Linked DNA regions of Homo sapiens: region 2 is linked to region 1. Evidence: read pairs that join two places in POLR2A ChIA-PET (ENCODE). Cell type or tissue: A673. All regions are shown on one strand.

The links. ChIA-PET counts read pairs that join two places held together with the same protein. Peaks named below come from ENCODE experiments on the same cell type or tissue, not always from the same donor. Only the 100,000 strongest peaks of a DNase experiment are listed, where the experiment ranks them.
Region 2: POLR2A ChIA-PET joins it to region 1 with 8 read pairs; 2 of 35 experiments call an interaction of 5 or more read pairs at or near these places.

Annotation. Positions count from the first base shown.
Region 1 is chr13:60,559,401-60,567,400 of GRCh38, reverse strand. The region is part of intron 12 of TDRD3 (tudor domain containing 3); the gene reads right to left. Among named protein-coding and RNA genes, the nearest start is that of LINC00378, 110 kb to the left of the region's middle. In A673, no CTCF peak of the experiment used is centred here; no DNase peak of the experiment used is centred here.
Region 2 is chr13:59,958,721-59,966,720 of GRCh38, reverse strand. The region is part of intron 17 of DIAPH3 (diaphanous related formin 3); the gene reads left to right. Among named protein-coding and RNA genes, the nearest start is that of DIAPH3-AS1, 50 kb to the left of the region's middle. In A673, no CTCF peak of the experiment used is centred here; a DNase peak (open chromatin) is centred at 1,590; H3K27ac peaks cover 5,173 bases.

The DNA.
Region 1 (8,000 bases):
ACTTTTACAACAGAGGGAGGCAAGGGGAAGGGAAAAGAAAAGAAAAGAAAAGAAAAAGGCAGGGATACTGTTAAAACTCTTTTGATCCTTGGTAATAGAAAAACATCATTTATAGTGGTAAGATTAGAATTGAATTTTATTCTAGAAAAGGAAACTATTTCCAAATAATAGCAAGATCATCTCATCAAATGGCTTGACACAATGTGGTAAAAACATACAGAAAAGCAAGCATTATAATGACAATTTTCTTGAATATTTGGGCTTCTAAATGTTTCTAGGTATTTATCATGGAAAAGTGTTTTGGTAGAATAAAGAAAAGGGGTTGAAGAGCCAAAGAATGTTCATCAGCTGTCTGTCCCCATCTGATGAAATCTCCAGCACTGTTAAGAACCTTACATCTAGAGACAGAAAAAAATAATGGTTTGGAATAGGGGAGGAATACAATTTACATATAAAGAAAGCTTCATGCAAGATAGAGAGATCACCAGAGTAAGACTCAAACTATTTTATTTTTATTTGCTTTCTTACTGAGTGGGTATATCTACCAGTTCAAGGAGTAGCATAGGGAAATTAGGATAAGCAGATTAAATAGCATAAAGAGTATAGTTAATGATAATATTTGAAAAGGACTTAGAAGCAACAAAATACAGCCAAAGCCACACTGGTTTCTTACTGAGTACTGCCACCCTGTTATTTAAATGTTTTTGAATTAACACAGCTATGAAGTATGTGCCCTATTAGAGAGAGAAAAAATTAGCTCTCAGTTTTGCTTATGAAAAAGAAAGCATCTATTTCACTAAGTAGGGAGTTTAAATTCCAACTGAATTATCAGAGCACAATAATTTGCATTACTTTGGAAATTAATCCTATTTTTTCTCTTCCTTACTTTATCTTTGAATCTTCTTTCTCAAAATATTGCTTTCCTTTGACCTTATTAATAACATAGAAAAGTAAATAAGAAGACTGAGTTCTATTCTTTAAATCTTTATAGATCCAATTACTGCAATTTTACCTAATGGAAACAAAGATGGTAAGATAATTTGGTCAAATCCTATTATTTAGCAATGATTTTTAAATTTGGCATGAACATAATTCTCATTTTAGACATCCTGCAAAGTAGTCTTAAAAAAAAAAAAAGAACTATTATTTCCACTTTATATAAAGAATACTGAAGCTTGGGAAAGCTTTGTGACTTTGCCCTAATACTTCTAAGACAGTAGTATCTTTCGGTTTTGCATTCTAACACTGCTGTTTAAATCTTTAAGTTTCAGTCTGCATGTAAAAGAAAGAAGCCAATAGCCAAAAATTAATGATCATCCTGAGGGGCCTATCATCACTGAAAGAAGAGAATGCAGAAATCTGACAATATATCTGGTATAATTAAATAACTGCCTTTTAGAGATCAACTTCCAGATGAGTTTTCCTTTCCCTATATCCCTTTCATTAACAATCAATCTCAAAATGGTTAGAAGTATCAGATATTATATCTGTAATTTAGCAAAGCAATTAAAAGTAAGAAAATCATAAAAGTATTCAGGAAAGAAGTTATTTATTATTATTCTGGTCAGTGTTCTGAATGATTTTCAAGTATTATAGCTAAATGTGAAAAGTAGCTATTTTAAGACAAATGACAACATTTGAAACTCTGCATATTAACTGAAAACTATGAAAATATATTTGGTACTGTAGGAGATGAAGTAATTATTTCAGGAATTAGAATGGAATACTACTTTTCTCCATATTTGGCTGCAGAATTGGCTGGAGAACATCTAAAAATCTGTATTTTATTAATAAAATACACAGAGATAGGACACTGTATTTGCTGAGAGAATGAGCTGGATTTACATAATAAAAACGACAATGCTATTTGAAAATCTATTTCTATCTATTGTGTTTAAAGAATTCACGAACTGAACTAACCAGATCCAAGTAAATGGTTTTATAGAGATGACCAACCATGAGATTTCTTTCACGTAACTCATAACTTGATGTCTTTAATCTGTCTATATAAAGTAGAAGCTAAAAAAAAGTAAAAAAGATACTGACGGCCGGGCGCGGTGGCTCACGCCTGTAATCCCAGCACTTTGGGAGGCCGAGGCGGGCGGATCACGAGGTCTGGAGATCAAGACCATCCTGGCTAACAAGGTGAAACCTCGTCTCTACTAAAAATACAAAAAATTAGCCGGGCGCGGTGGCGGGCGCCTGTAGTCCCAGCTACTCGGGAGACTGAGGCAGGAGAATGGCGTGAACCCGGGAGGCGAAGCTTGCAGTGAGCCCAGACAGTGCCACGGCACTCCGGCCTGGGCGACAGAGCGAGACTCCGTCTCAAAAAAAAAAAAAAAAAAAAAAAAAAAAAAAAGATACTGATAGTTTGGTTTTCAGTTCCAGTATTGTCAGAGTCACAATCTGTGCTTTTTAACTTTTAAATACTCATCCTGCAGAGCTGTTGAGAGCAAATCTGGTTACCCATAACAATCACTTCTTATAGTATATGGCTAGTAATTTTTAGCACAGAATGGGTACTTCTTTCCTCTTTATTTAACACACAGCTTGATTTAATAGATCAGTTTATTTTCAGTCATCTTTGAATGAAATTTATACTTTATTCCTCTTCTAGCCTATCTTCTTCCTTTAGGTCTCAGTACTCTGTAAGAGATTTACAACTCAAAAAAATAATTTTAATTTCATAGTTTACAAACATTTTTTAAAAAATCTGACACTACATTATAGCTGGCACAGTTCTGGAAGGCCATCTAATCCATCCTTCTAGATTCGACAGATGAGTCTATAAACCAAGAGAGGTGAAGTGATTTTCCCAAGTCACAGAGCTAATTAGAGGAAGAGTCCAAACCAGGGCCATTTTCTTTCTGACTCACAGGCAAGATTCTTTACAAGATCTGCAATAATTTTCATAAACGGGAACTGTCCAATGTCATCTTCGCCTAAGATTCTGAGATTCAGAACCATTTTATTGGGACTCAGATTTTGGCACCAGAAAATCTTTTAAAATCTACCTGTAAGCTAGAAGCCCCGCTTCAAGTTGTCCCGCCTTGACCAAACCAATGTATTTCTTAAATGTATTTGATTGAAGTCTCACGTCTCCCTAAAGTATATAAAACCAAGGTGCATCCCGACCACCTTGGGCACATTTTTCTTAGGACCTCCTGAGGGCTGTGTCATGGGCCATGATCACTCATATTTGACTCAGAATAAATCTCTTCAAATATTAAAAAAAGACTTTTGCTTACCTCACCCATGTTATCAGATAGGTTTTATAAAACTAAATAACTAATACTCAATATGAGCTTTTATACTAATATTTACTAGTTTATTGCTCCTTCTTAATGAAAAGATACAAAACCGCAATAATCATTGACGCCAAACATAAATGAAGTGGTATTTTGAAAACAACAAAAGACAAAAACCAATGCAAAAAGGAGATACACAACTTCATCTATAATGTGCGTTTGACAAGTTACAACTGCGTTTTTCCTGCATATCATCTTCAATCTCTCATTACTGTATACTGTATCTGGAGTGAGAACACAGACAAAACTACATATTCCCCATTTATAAATGAGCCGTGTTATAAAAGTTCATCATAAATTGGTCACTTGGAACACACTTCAGAAGGAAGTATGAAACACACTTAAATAGAAGTCAGGTTCTGTGTTCCACAAATAGTAAGGTGAAATGCAGCTAAGCATACAAACCAGTCCTTTAAGGAAAGAGTTCTCAAGTGAGAGCTATCTGCCTCGGCTGGGGGCATCAGCCAATCCCTGGAAGGAGTTGTTATTCCCTCTAATGGGTAGAGGCCAAGGATGCTGCTAAATATCCTACAATGCACAGGACAGCCCACACAACAAAAAATTATCCAGTCCTAATGCCAGCAGTGTTGAAGTTGAGAAACCCTAGGCTAGGCAAATGACACTTCCTACTCCTAAGTATCAGAGCAGCCTGGAAAAGAATTCTAACCTCAGGAAGTTTGAGTTTGGAAATTTGGGACATTTCTTCCTCTGCTTCTACCCCTAAGATGTAAATGCTGACCCAACTCTCTATAGAAATTTGGCGGGGGCTCTATTTGCTGAAAATACTTAGATACTTACCTCAGCTCCAGCAATATGTTCATTTTTACTTAATGAATCGCCTTGCCTTTTTTTTTTTTTTTAAATTGATATGGAGTCTTGCTCTGTCACCCAGGCTGGAGTGCAATGGTGCAATCTTGGCTCAAGGCAACCTCCGCCTTCCAGGTTCAAGTGATTCTCCCCCCTCAGCCTCCTGAGCAACTGGGATTACAGGTACCAGCCATCATGCCTAGCTAATTTTTGTAGTTTTGTAGAGATGGGGTTTCATCATGTTGTCCAGGCTGGTCTTGAGCTCCTGACCTCAGGTGATCCACCCACCTTGGCTTCTCAAAGTTCTGGGATTACAGGTGTGAGCCACCATGCCTAGCCCACTTTATCTTATATTACCATTCCTTCAGCATTTTCCCAAGTCATAACTTTGTGAAGAGCCAGTGATACATTATTTGGTTGGTGGAGGTGGGAAATGGGAATGGCAATTATTCTCTTCAATGAAAAAAAAAATAAAAACTTAGAAAAACTTAATACTGTCACCTAATAGCTATGTTATGTATAATTTAATAAAATTGAATCATTTGTTTCTTTTAACAGAATTTGTATAGTAGTCACAATACATACATCAGCATATGAAATTCAGTGTACTCTGCAATAGTCCTTGAAATTGAGGATATTTTGAACCATGAAATGTTAATGAGTACATATCTCCTTCAGTGATTCATACATGAACCACTTATTCTATGAATTTCCAAGCCACCTTTTGCCTGAGGTGTTTAGCTTGTATGTATGGAAGTGTAAACTGATTTTCATATAAAACCTAAGCAATCATCATGAAGACAAATCTGCTTTCCCAAAACATGTAATGGACTTTAATAAAACTTAAAATATCTTTAAAAACAAGTCTATTTTTAGATTAACTATACTAATATTCTTCTATATTAGAGTAGCTAAAAATTGAAAGCTGAATCAGCTTTTCTTTTCTTTTTTTTTGCCGGGGGTGGGGGGAAGGGAGACTGAGTCTTGCTGTGTCACCCAGGCTGGAATGCAGTGGTGCAATCTTGGCTCGCTGCAACCTCCACCTCCTGGATTCAAGCTATTCTTCTGTCTCAGCCTCCCGAGTAGCTGGAATTACAGGCACGCACCACCAAACCCAGATAATTTTTTTATATTTTCAGTAGAGATGGGGTTTCACCATGTTAGCCAGGCTGGTCTCGAACTCCTGATCTCAAGTGATCCACACACCTTGGCCTCTCAAAGTGCTGGGATTACAGGCATGAGCCACTGCACCCAGCCTCAGCTCTTATTCTCTATGAAGATTACAGACAACCTTGGTGCCCATGGGAGTCATGTATTATTATCAATACTGAACTTTACCAATTATCCTTGTTTAAAAAAATTCCACTTTAATATTTGTAGTTCTACTACAAACAACAACAACAACAACAACAACAACAACAAAAAACCTGGGCCCATAGTAGCCTGGAACCACAGATTATAAAACAGGAAGATTTTGTAAAGAACAGTTAGTCAAACTAAGAGGCTATCACTTGCTCAAGTAACTAGTGCCACTACTTGGGCTAGAACACAGGTCTGATTCACAAGCCCGACTGCCCCTCACTGTGGTACCCAGTAATGAGGGTAAGGAATACAGGTATCGTAAATCTCAGAACTGCAGGGGAACTGGAGATAAATCTAACAGAGCAGATTTATATTTTTTTATTATTTATTTTGAGGATAAATTCAGCACTCTTGTTTCAAATGAAATCTCACGTAGAATTCCTATATAAAATATATGGGCCTAGGTTAAAGTGGGTGTTTTTACATATTTGTGAGCAGTACCCCTTTGGCTTCCTCTTCCTCACTTTCTTCAACCTCTGTAGCCCTCAAGCCACAGAAATTAAAAACCCAACCTACTTCAACCTTTGCTACTCACTGACAACCAATTGGGTGGAGTGATTTGATTAATAAAATGAGCTAGTGGAAGAGCCAGAACTGGAATGCAGGCCTCTGGCTCTGAGTTCAGAGCCTTTCTCCCTTTGCCTTCTATCACAGAGAAAATTTAAACCCTATACTTGACTCCTATAAATTAAATGTCTCATTTTATAATTAAAAACTCACCTCATATACCTAAATTGAAAAAAACCCTCGGGTTTCATTAACATATGAGAAAATTATTATGATATATAACCAAATATAGTAAGTTTTATAACAGATTATCTTGGTTTCTGAAGCTCTGAGTAAAACAATTCCCCTTTAGAAGAAAATATATTGAAGAATTATAGTCTCCCATCCCTCCAGAGCAGCTCTAAGATAATCTCTTTTTATGTACCTCATCCAGCACATTTTATTTAAACAAAACATTTTATGGCAGAAGAGAAAAAAATGCTAATTGAAGACAAAAGAAAAATCAGATCCAAAACCTTATCACTAAACAACTGTTTCAAAATGCATGGCTGACATAACATAATATTTTCATTCCAGTATCACAGAAAATTTCGGGAGGACTGTGGGACATCCCATTGTGGTTCTAATCTTTTTTCTTTAAATACTATATTTTCTAAAGTTATATTAAAATTGTTTATGATTCTACAGGATATCATGAAATCATCTGAATACCTAACTCAAGGGTTTTATTATAAGCTCTTCTTAGTAAAGCACAATCTAAACAAGACATCTGAACTTTAACATAAATGAAAAGCTAATTTTTAAATGACACTAGAAGCAAATACAGTACTATTCATCATTGTCCTTCCTCTAACATCACTAAGATCTACACATTAATATAATGTAAATAAGCTATTTTTGGCAGGTTAAGCACTTGTGAAAATTCAGTGAAAACATCAAAAAGCTGCATCCATATTTTAATCAGAATATAGTACAAAAAAGACAGTAGGAGAGAAGTCACCCTTATTAAATTCCAAATGATAAAAGTTATGGATCCTCTTCCATTTGAAAACACATGAGTTTACAACTTGAAACAGCAAAAAGGAGTATGAATGCTTATTCCATTGTGTGCCTGGCATTTTGCATGTTATCTTATTTAATCCTTACAATAAGGCTTTGAATTAATCTCACCATTTTATAGATGAAAAAACTAAGGCTCAGAGTACTTAGCTCAAAGTTGTGTAAATGGCCATGCTTCAGTGAGACCTTTAGGCTGTACACCTGAAGTTCTTTTCATTGCATCATACGGTATATATTTCCATTTCTTGCTTCACATAGTTTTCTATCAGGAACTTTTTTCTACAGTCAATGTTATTCCTGAATTTTTTCTGCTTTATTGAGGTATAGACACACAGGAATCACATATATTTAAGATGTACAACTTAATGTTTTGATATATGTATACACTGTGAAATAATCACAATCAAGGTTAACATATCCATCACCTCAGTTTCCATTTTCTTTCTTCTTTCTCCATTTTTGTGGAAAAGAACACAAGATCTACCTTGTTACCAAATTTCAAGCATACAATACACTACTGTTAATTGGAGTGACTGTTTTGTACATTAAATCTTCAGAACCCATTCATCTGGCATAACTGAAACTTCGTAACCTTTGACCAACATCTCCTCATTTCCCTCACCCTCTGCTCCTGGCAACCACCATACTACTCTGTTTCTATGAGTTTGACTATTTTAGATTCCACATATAAGTAAGATCATGTAGTGTTTGTCTTTCTGTGTCTGGCTTATTTCATTTAGCACAATATCCTCCAAGTTCTATGGTTAATTTTAACTAAACGGATGGCTTCAGCCATGAAGCTACTATAAACATCATGTAATGATTATTGTCTTTGTTGAAATAGTATAGTTAAGTACAGGAACGAATATATAATTTTTAAAAATGTGTACCTCTCTGAAACCCATTTCTAAAGATTAAATAGATTCCAAAAGCTTGCCCAGAAATCAGAGTAGGGAA
Region 2 (8,000 bases), 600 kb after region 1:
GGGTAGTAAGAACAAAGGAACTGAATCCAATCATTTAAAGAGATCCTTGAAGTTTTCTGTCATGTAGACTTTATTTGTTGTCAAGTAAGTGGGGCTTTTTTCTTATGGTAGACACTACTTTAGGTTTTCAGGACTTCTAATGTTTAGACTACTGGGATTTACAGGTCTAATACACTTAGAGTTGGAAAAGGAGCTAATATCTATATCAGATATTGTGCATACGTGATATATCAGTGCCTCAGCTGGGTTCTCTTCATATTATCTTGTTTAATCTTTAGTGTATCTCAGCTGAGATCTTTTCTCCTGGTCTCCTGATGGCAAAACAATTCTGGCTTCTTGTGATACTATCCAACCCTACCTACATTTACATATTACCAAGATATTCTTGGTAAGGGCTTGGCTCTTTCCTCTTAATTCCTGTTGCCTTTTATTACATTCCTACTTTTTTTTTTCCAATTAGATCTTACCTATTCTGCTTTTTAAACTAATCTTTGTGACCATTTACAACAACGCTTCTGTGGGAAAGTACCTTGTGCCATATCTGTAGAGGAATAGGAATCCTCTCTAATCCTTTTCCTGTGAAAAATCAGTAATTTTTTCCTGATTCACTTACATCATTTTCTTTTACACTTTATTTTGCTGTTAAGTAGCTCACTTCAGTTTTCTTGATTCTCTCTGTTGTAAGTTTTTGGGAGACATCTTAGCTTTCTGTATTTTAAATTATTCTGGAAATGTATATAAGCACTTTTCCAGATTATGTTTTTTCTTTTTCTCATACCTCCTCTTTCATACCTTCCACTTTTTCTTATTGGCTACCACTGTTCCACTCAATAACTATTTATTGGGTGCATATTGCATGTTGTGCCTCATGCTTGACATTGGGGATACCAGCATGAATAAGGCAGGTGTGCTTCCCATACTCATGTTGCTTTTACATTCCTGATGAAACTCAGTCAAGTACTTAGTTGAAGCATAATAACAAGGAGTGGAATAACAAATGCTGATTTTGATTTTAGAAAAGACTGACATTTTACTAAATTCAGCTTCTGTTAAGACTTAACAAGGTTATAAAAAAAGATTGTTTATCTATCTCTCTGAAATTTAATCATAATATTCATATATTGAACATTTGGTATCATCAAAATAATGCTAATGACCTATGTATTTTTTTTTTTTTTTTTACCAGATTGGAAGCATCTGTTGGTTAATTTTTACAGGCTGTTGGAAAATGGATTAGAGTATACTAACAGGTTATTGGTGTTGGATTTGTCAAGTAAAATTAATATTAACTACTTTCATTATTCACAAACTGTTAATAGGGATTAAAGGGCTTTCTGAAAGTATATGAATAGTCTAATTCACTTAGACTAATTTATTATGAAAATGTGGTTCCACAATTGTTAGCTTTCTGAAGTAATCATATTTTATAACAGGTGTGTCATTTTTGCCAGATAGGGCCCATAAATTGGTTTATAAATTATTTCTCAACTGAATAGTTATGGCATATGGAAACAGTTAATGGATTATCCACTTAAAAACAAATCAAGCTTAGATTTCTGACATCATAGTTCAGTGGACAAAGAATTGAGGAAGTAGGTGATAAACGTGGATTATCCCAGCAACTTGGCGGTGTTCAAGATGTTGCATTGTGTTTGAAACATAATTTATTCCTCTATACAAACAAATGTGTATAAAATTTTTTAAACTACCTCACAAGGCTACATTAAGGTGAACACATAGAAATATGTTTTTTTGTAATGCATGCTAATAAAGAGATGATGCCAAAATAAATGCAACATGTTTTATAGATAGTAAAGTTTCCTGAAAAGAACAGAATATTTCACAAATACTGATTTGGAAAGATTGGGGAGAAAGTCAGTAGAGAATGAAATATTTCTCTAGGGACATATCATTTGGTTCTTGTCTGTGGCTGAATCTCAAAAGTAGTAAAGACTTAAAGAAATTATGAAATGGGTCAAGAATATCTTATCTTCCCATTAAAGGATCTTATTGTTACCAGTTATAGTATATTCTCTGTTGGGGTGCGGAAGAAATGGAAATTTATTTTGAAAGCTTTAGCGAAATGGGAACTAAAGACAGAGGCTAAAGAAAGTGGATTTATTTAGCTTGGAGCCAAGGAAGACTTGCAAGTCCACCTAATGCTTTGGTTAAATGCTTAGTTACAGCATATCTTTGGTATAGTGTGGTAGAAATTTATGCATTGTAACATCTGTACAGTATACAAAAAACATGTCTGTTTTGAATCCCTATAAATAGACATGTTTCTTGCATACTGTACAGATGTTACAAACAGAAAGAGAGGAAACTAGGGTGTATGTGTATTGGTGTGTGTATGTACATACACATAGCTTTTTCCTTCTTTTTTCTCCTTTCCTACTTCTACTGGAGAAAGGAAAGATACTAGGGTAATGGATTTGACTGGAGTCACTTGACGAATGGTAGATTGGAGGATACTGTTGCTTTTCCATATTACAAGTTGACCTTGATATTTTAATCTTGGTAGTAAGTTCTTAGTGGTGTGTCCGTAGCTATCATCCCTTAACAAAATTATAAAGTTGTTACATTTCATTGTTGTTATCTCACACCTTTTGTCTCAGAATTTATCTTCCATTTTCTCTGTCTTCTGCCTTACTCTCCATTTCACCAGGGCAATTCCAGTTGCCCTCCGATTGCTTAAAGTTCACTTCCCTATTTTAGGCAGTTCTTTGCCTTGTCTGCATCATGTTCTGTCATTCAAGACTCTGGCTCAAATTAGTGCTTGTTATTATTCACCTGGAAATTTAAATGAGGCTTATCCTTCTGAATGCACTATTGTAATCTTAGGGCATTAATAATATTTTGAGGCTGGGCACAATGGCTCATGCCTCTAATCTCAGTGCTTTGGGAGGCCAAGACAGGAGGATTGCTTGAGGCCAGGAGTTCATGACCAGCCTGGGCAATGTATTGAGACCTGTCTCTACAAAAGTAGAGATTGGGTGATAGAGTGAGACCCTGTCTCTATTTAAGAAGAAAAATTTGTAAATCTAGCTATTCATTTACCTGTTCTCCCCCTTCCCCTCCCCCCCATTACATACACTGTTTGCCTGGCTAGAAGAGATGGAATCACCTAGAGTTAGAATGGTAACCTGATACCATCCTTGGAACACAGGAAGAGAATAGGGTCAAGATAGGAGAGTCAGAAGTAGATACAGAGGACTTCTTGCTAGATTAAATGCTATATAGCAATTTGGTATTAAATAAATAGTATAGCAAATAAATGGTATAATATAGTAAGTAGTAAATTCTATGTAGCATTTTGATGTTAAACAGTATAGTATATTCTTAGAAAAATCTGTATAAAAATAACTTTATTATATATTTTAGAATCTTGAATTTCACAGTTTAGATTTTTAGGTGATTATGCATTCATGTGTTTAGATAAGCTGTTCTTGTCCCTCAAGGTTAAATCATTTGGGCATATGATCTTATAATGTATTCTGTGCATTTAATAGAAGCTTTCACATGTGCGTTGGCATCTGAGTAGGTAAGCCAGGTTAGAGACCTTTTGTTAACCACAGCTTTCACTTGTCTAAGTGCATCTCTGTATCTTAAAAGAATGGATGTTTCAAAATCAGACACTTTATCCCAGGATTCTTAACTTGGGGTCTGCAAATAGAATTCTGGGGTCTGAACTTGAATAGGAAAAAAAACCCACATACTTTAACCTCTAATTGAAATTTAGCTTTTTCTTCAATTATAGGTAACAAACATAGCAGTACCTATTAAGTTTCCATGAGTACAATTCACATATACTTTCAAAATACATTAGAATTATTTTAGTTAAGTTGAAATATCATTTAAAATGATCAGTATTTCAAAATTAAGGTAGTTATTAGACTTGCAACTAGATCTTGTTATTTAATTCATTAATAAAGAAGCAGATTTTGTTGATTGCTTCCACCTGGAAGCAGACACAGAGATGCTGGAGTGTAAATGTGTTTTTTTTTAAGGGTCAGGATGCAAGACCGGGCGGGAAAAACCTTAGACCATGGTGTAAACCTGATAAATTCTCAGCCAGTCTAGCCAGGAAGGAGCTCTGGAACAAATGATGCCTGTGAGGGGAGTCCCTCGTTGGGTCCTAATGGCAGTCCTTACTACTTGTGCCAGGCTCAGCCATTGGCTGGGGGCTGCCCAGGAGGAGTGTGGCCTGGACTCAAAAGCTAAGGAGGATTCTAAAGGTGCTAACAACTTGAAGCCTGTCAGCTAAATGCACTCCTTGCGGCTGAATGGAAAGTTCTTCCTAAATGGAGATCTGAGCAGCACATCTACATTGCTTCCTCACATGTGTATTACTATTTCATAAACTGCTGTTTAATGCATTTTGATAGCTGCATTCAAGTATAATTTACTTCCTTTGAAATCCTATGTATTTTTGTTTATGCATTTAAAAATACTATTTTGAGAAAGGGTCCACTTCTTTGACTGTCAATGGGGTCTTTGGCAAAAAAGGTTAAGAATTAATTTAGACTCTCTAATTTGTGCAGTGGTGAGAGTGAAGTAACATCAAAGACCTGGGCCTGAGCCTCAGCTTAACTGCTGCCTATTTAAATTTATATTGCCTTTTTTTCTTTTTTTTAATTCAAAGAACCAATACATGTAATGAAATATTTCATCCAACTTAGAATAATGTTTTAAGGCAGTTTCAACATCAGACTGTCCATTTTTGAATCTCACTTTAGCAGACTACTCTGATGCATTTATTAATAAAAGTATACTTAGGTCAAATCTGGACAAAATATGAAACTCATTAATTAGATAATAATAAAACAACATATTATTGATGTATTTTTTACTAGTCAAATGTTTGCTTATGTTACTTTATTTGCTCCCAGAAACATTTATGTGAAAGAATCAAGGCAGATATTGTATACATTTATATATAAGAAAGTTACATTCTTCGGTGAATTTCAGCTAAAAGAAGCAGCCCCTCTGAATGGAATACAGATCCGAGTCTAAAGCCATTGCTCTTTGTGCTATGCCATGCTGCTTCTCTGATTAAAAGAAATCCTATTATGTTTTATTTAAAGTGCTCTGCATTGATTTAAAATAATTTTCCTCTCATCTTCTGCCACCTTACCACTGCCCCACAGCAGTTCACCCTCATTCCACAATGTATATTAAAGGCTTTAAAAACTTGCCATTTTTTATTAAAACCATCTTTCATCATTTCGTACCTCTATTCACTTCTGTAAGTATTTGAGCTGTAAATACTAACACCATGCTGTGTAATATACACGCGAAGTGAGGGATGTTGTGGAGTCCACCCTACAAGTGTGTGACCCTGGCTTTTACAGCGTAGTTTCTTTCCTCTATAAAATGGGGGACATAATACCCATATCATGAGGTTATTGTGAGGATTATATAATGCATATTGTAAAGCATCTTTTGCAGTGCCCAGCTCATTGTAGTTGCTCAGGAAATGTTAGCTGAACTTAAATGTTGAGAATACAGAACTCATTTCAACTTGTAAAGTTTTGTGTATCATCTCTGAATCTTCCACAATGTAACAAGTTAAATGGCCTATGTTCACTGTAGCCTTGCTTTCAAGTGAAACTTTCTAAATCATGAAACTACTGTGTTAACTGACCTATGTTAATAGCCACTTATGGAGACTACTGTAACACTAGTTCATACCATTAACTTTAGAAAATAATAATAGATTATTCTGTATATCTAGTTTCATTTTTATGTATGTCTTAAATGTCAAGTGCTTCATTAAGTTTCTCGAGACAGGGATTTGTTGAATCAGGAATAAATATAAAGCTCGTTTTTATTTGCTGATTTTTTTTTTCCATGACTTTTTTCCTTTCAGTTGATGACTCATTTATGGGACTGGGGCCTAATAATATTTGTAATTTTGAGATTTGAAAGCTGAGATTCTAAACTGCTTTTCTTGTTGTGATTCAGTTTTAGAGCATAGAACTGGTGACTTTGGGGGTGATCTTGAAAAGCTCATTCAGTCTCATAAAATATTACTTGTTTTTGCTAATAATTCATTATTTTTGACAGTTATTTACATTTTCAGAGATTAGTGAGGATGGTAGAGATGGCTCAATATAATTATGGAACTGGGTTGAATTAAGGCATAGAGAGCCTTTATTTGATAGGCAAATAAGAGTGCCAGATAAAGCGTATGGCTAAATTCTCCCAAGGGTTTGCAGGAGGCGTGATAACTCTTAATGTTTTTAGTTTCATAGATTGCTAGCAGAAGGTTTGGAAGAGTGATAATTTTTTAGGAATGGATTACTCCTTTTTTTCTCCTCCATTTGTGTGGTGCAAGCTAATAGAAATTAGTTGAGTGAACTATATGCCATTATACCATTTTGACAATCGCAGCCTTCACACGGTTCAACTAAATACTTGTTTCCTAAACTGGTGACAAATTATTAAGGAAACACATAAAGAAATGTCTTTAGTTTTTAGCTTAAATGAAAGTGAATATTTATACTTCCCTACTAGCTTCACAGGTAATAGATGAGGAGGACAGAACTCTTGAAGTGAAAATTATTCAACTCAGAATATGACTTATAGCCCCCCAAATCTGTGATTGGAAAAAAACCTTAGAATTTTACATTCTGTATTAGTGTATATAAATCAGTCTTGTCTTGTGAATCATTGAGGAAATTTGCCTGCAGGGAATGATTAAAACAAGAAGTCTGGTGGTTGGTGGTCCTAGAATTGGTTAATTCAATATCCCAGTGATGTGAGAACTCTAGGTTAGCTTCTCATCTATTTTTCCTAGTTTTCCCTTCAATTTCAGCTTAGCTTAGCTAGAGACAGGAAGAATCATTATGCTCACAAATGGCCTTTGTATTAGTTTTCTATTGCTGCTATAACACATTACTACAGATTTAGCAGCTTTAGAAATGCAAATTTATCATCTTCTAATTCTATATAAGTCCAGTATGGGTCTCACTAATCTAAAATCAACAGGACCATGTTCTTGATGCTCTGGAGAAGAATGTGTTTCCTTGCCTTTTCCAGTCGCTAGAGGCCACCCACATTCCTCAGCTTGTGGCCTCCTTCCTGTATCATCAAAGCCAGCAATAGCCGAGCAAGTCATTTTGTTAGATCTCTCTCGCCTGGCTTCCATGATTCCATCTCCTTCTCTAACTCTGACCTAAGTTACAAAAGGTTCTTTTAAAGACTCACACGGGCTTAAATTGGGCCCACCTGGGTAATCCATTCTGCTCTTCCCCATCTCAGAATCCTTAACCTTGATCACATGTGCAAAGTTCCTTTTTTCCATGTGGGGTAAAATATCCACTGGGTCCAGAAATTAGGGCATTGATATCTTTGGCAGCAGAGGCTGTGGAACAACTCTATGCCATAAAATTTCTTATTTCACAGTTAAATGAACATATTTGTGTTATGTCACTTTCTTTTAGCTTGCATTCCTTTTATAGGAAGGCCATTTTAGGAGTCCTGGGGCATTTTGACTCAACTTCTTAAATCATTTATTCTATTCACAAAAGGTTTATTGAAGACTGGGTGCAGTGGCTCACACCTGTAATCTCCGCACTTTGTGAGGCTGAGGTGGGTGGAGCACCTGAGGTCAGGAATTTGAAACCAGCCTGGTCAACATGGTAAAACCCCATCTCTACCAAAAATACAAAAATTAGCAGGGTATGATGGCGGATGCCTGTAATCCCAAGTATTTGGGAGGCTGAGGCAGGATAATCGCTTGAACCCGGGAGGCGGAGGTTGCAGTGAGCCGAGATCGTGCCATTGCTCTCCAGCCTGGGCAACAGGAGCGAGACTCTATCTCAAAAAAAAAAAAAAAAAAAAAAAAAGTTTATTGAAGTTTAGATCTATATCAAGTCACATTAACATATGTTTTTGTCACCACAGCCAAAAATGCCTTTCTAGATTTTTAGGAAAAATTCTTATATTGTGTTTTCTTAAGTACCAGGAAAGATTTTTTCCCCTTCCTTTTCAAA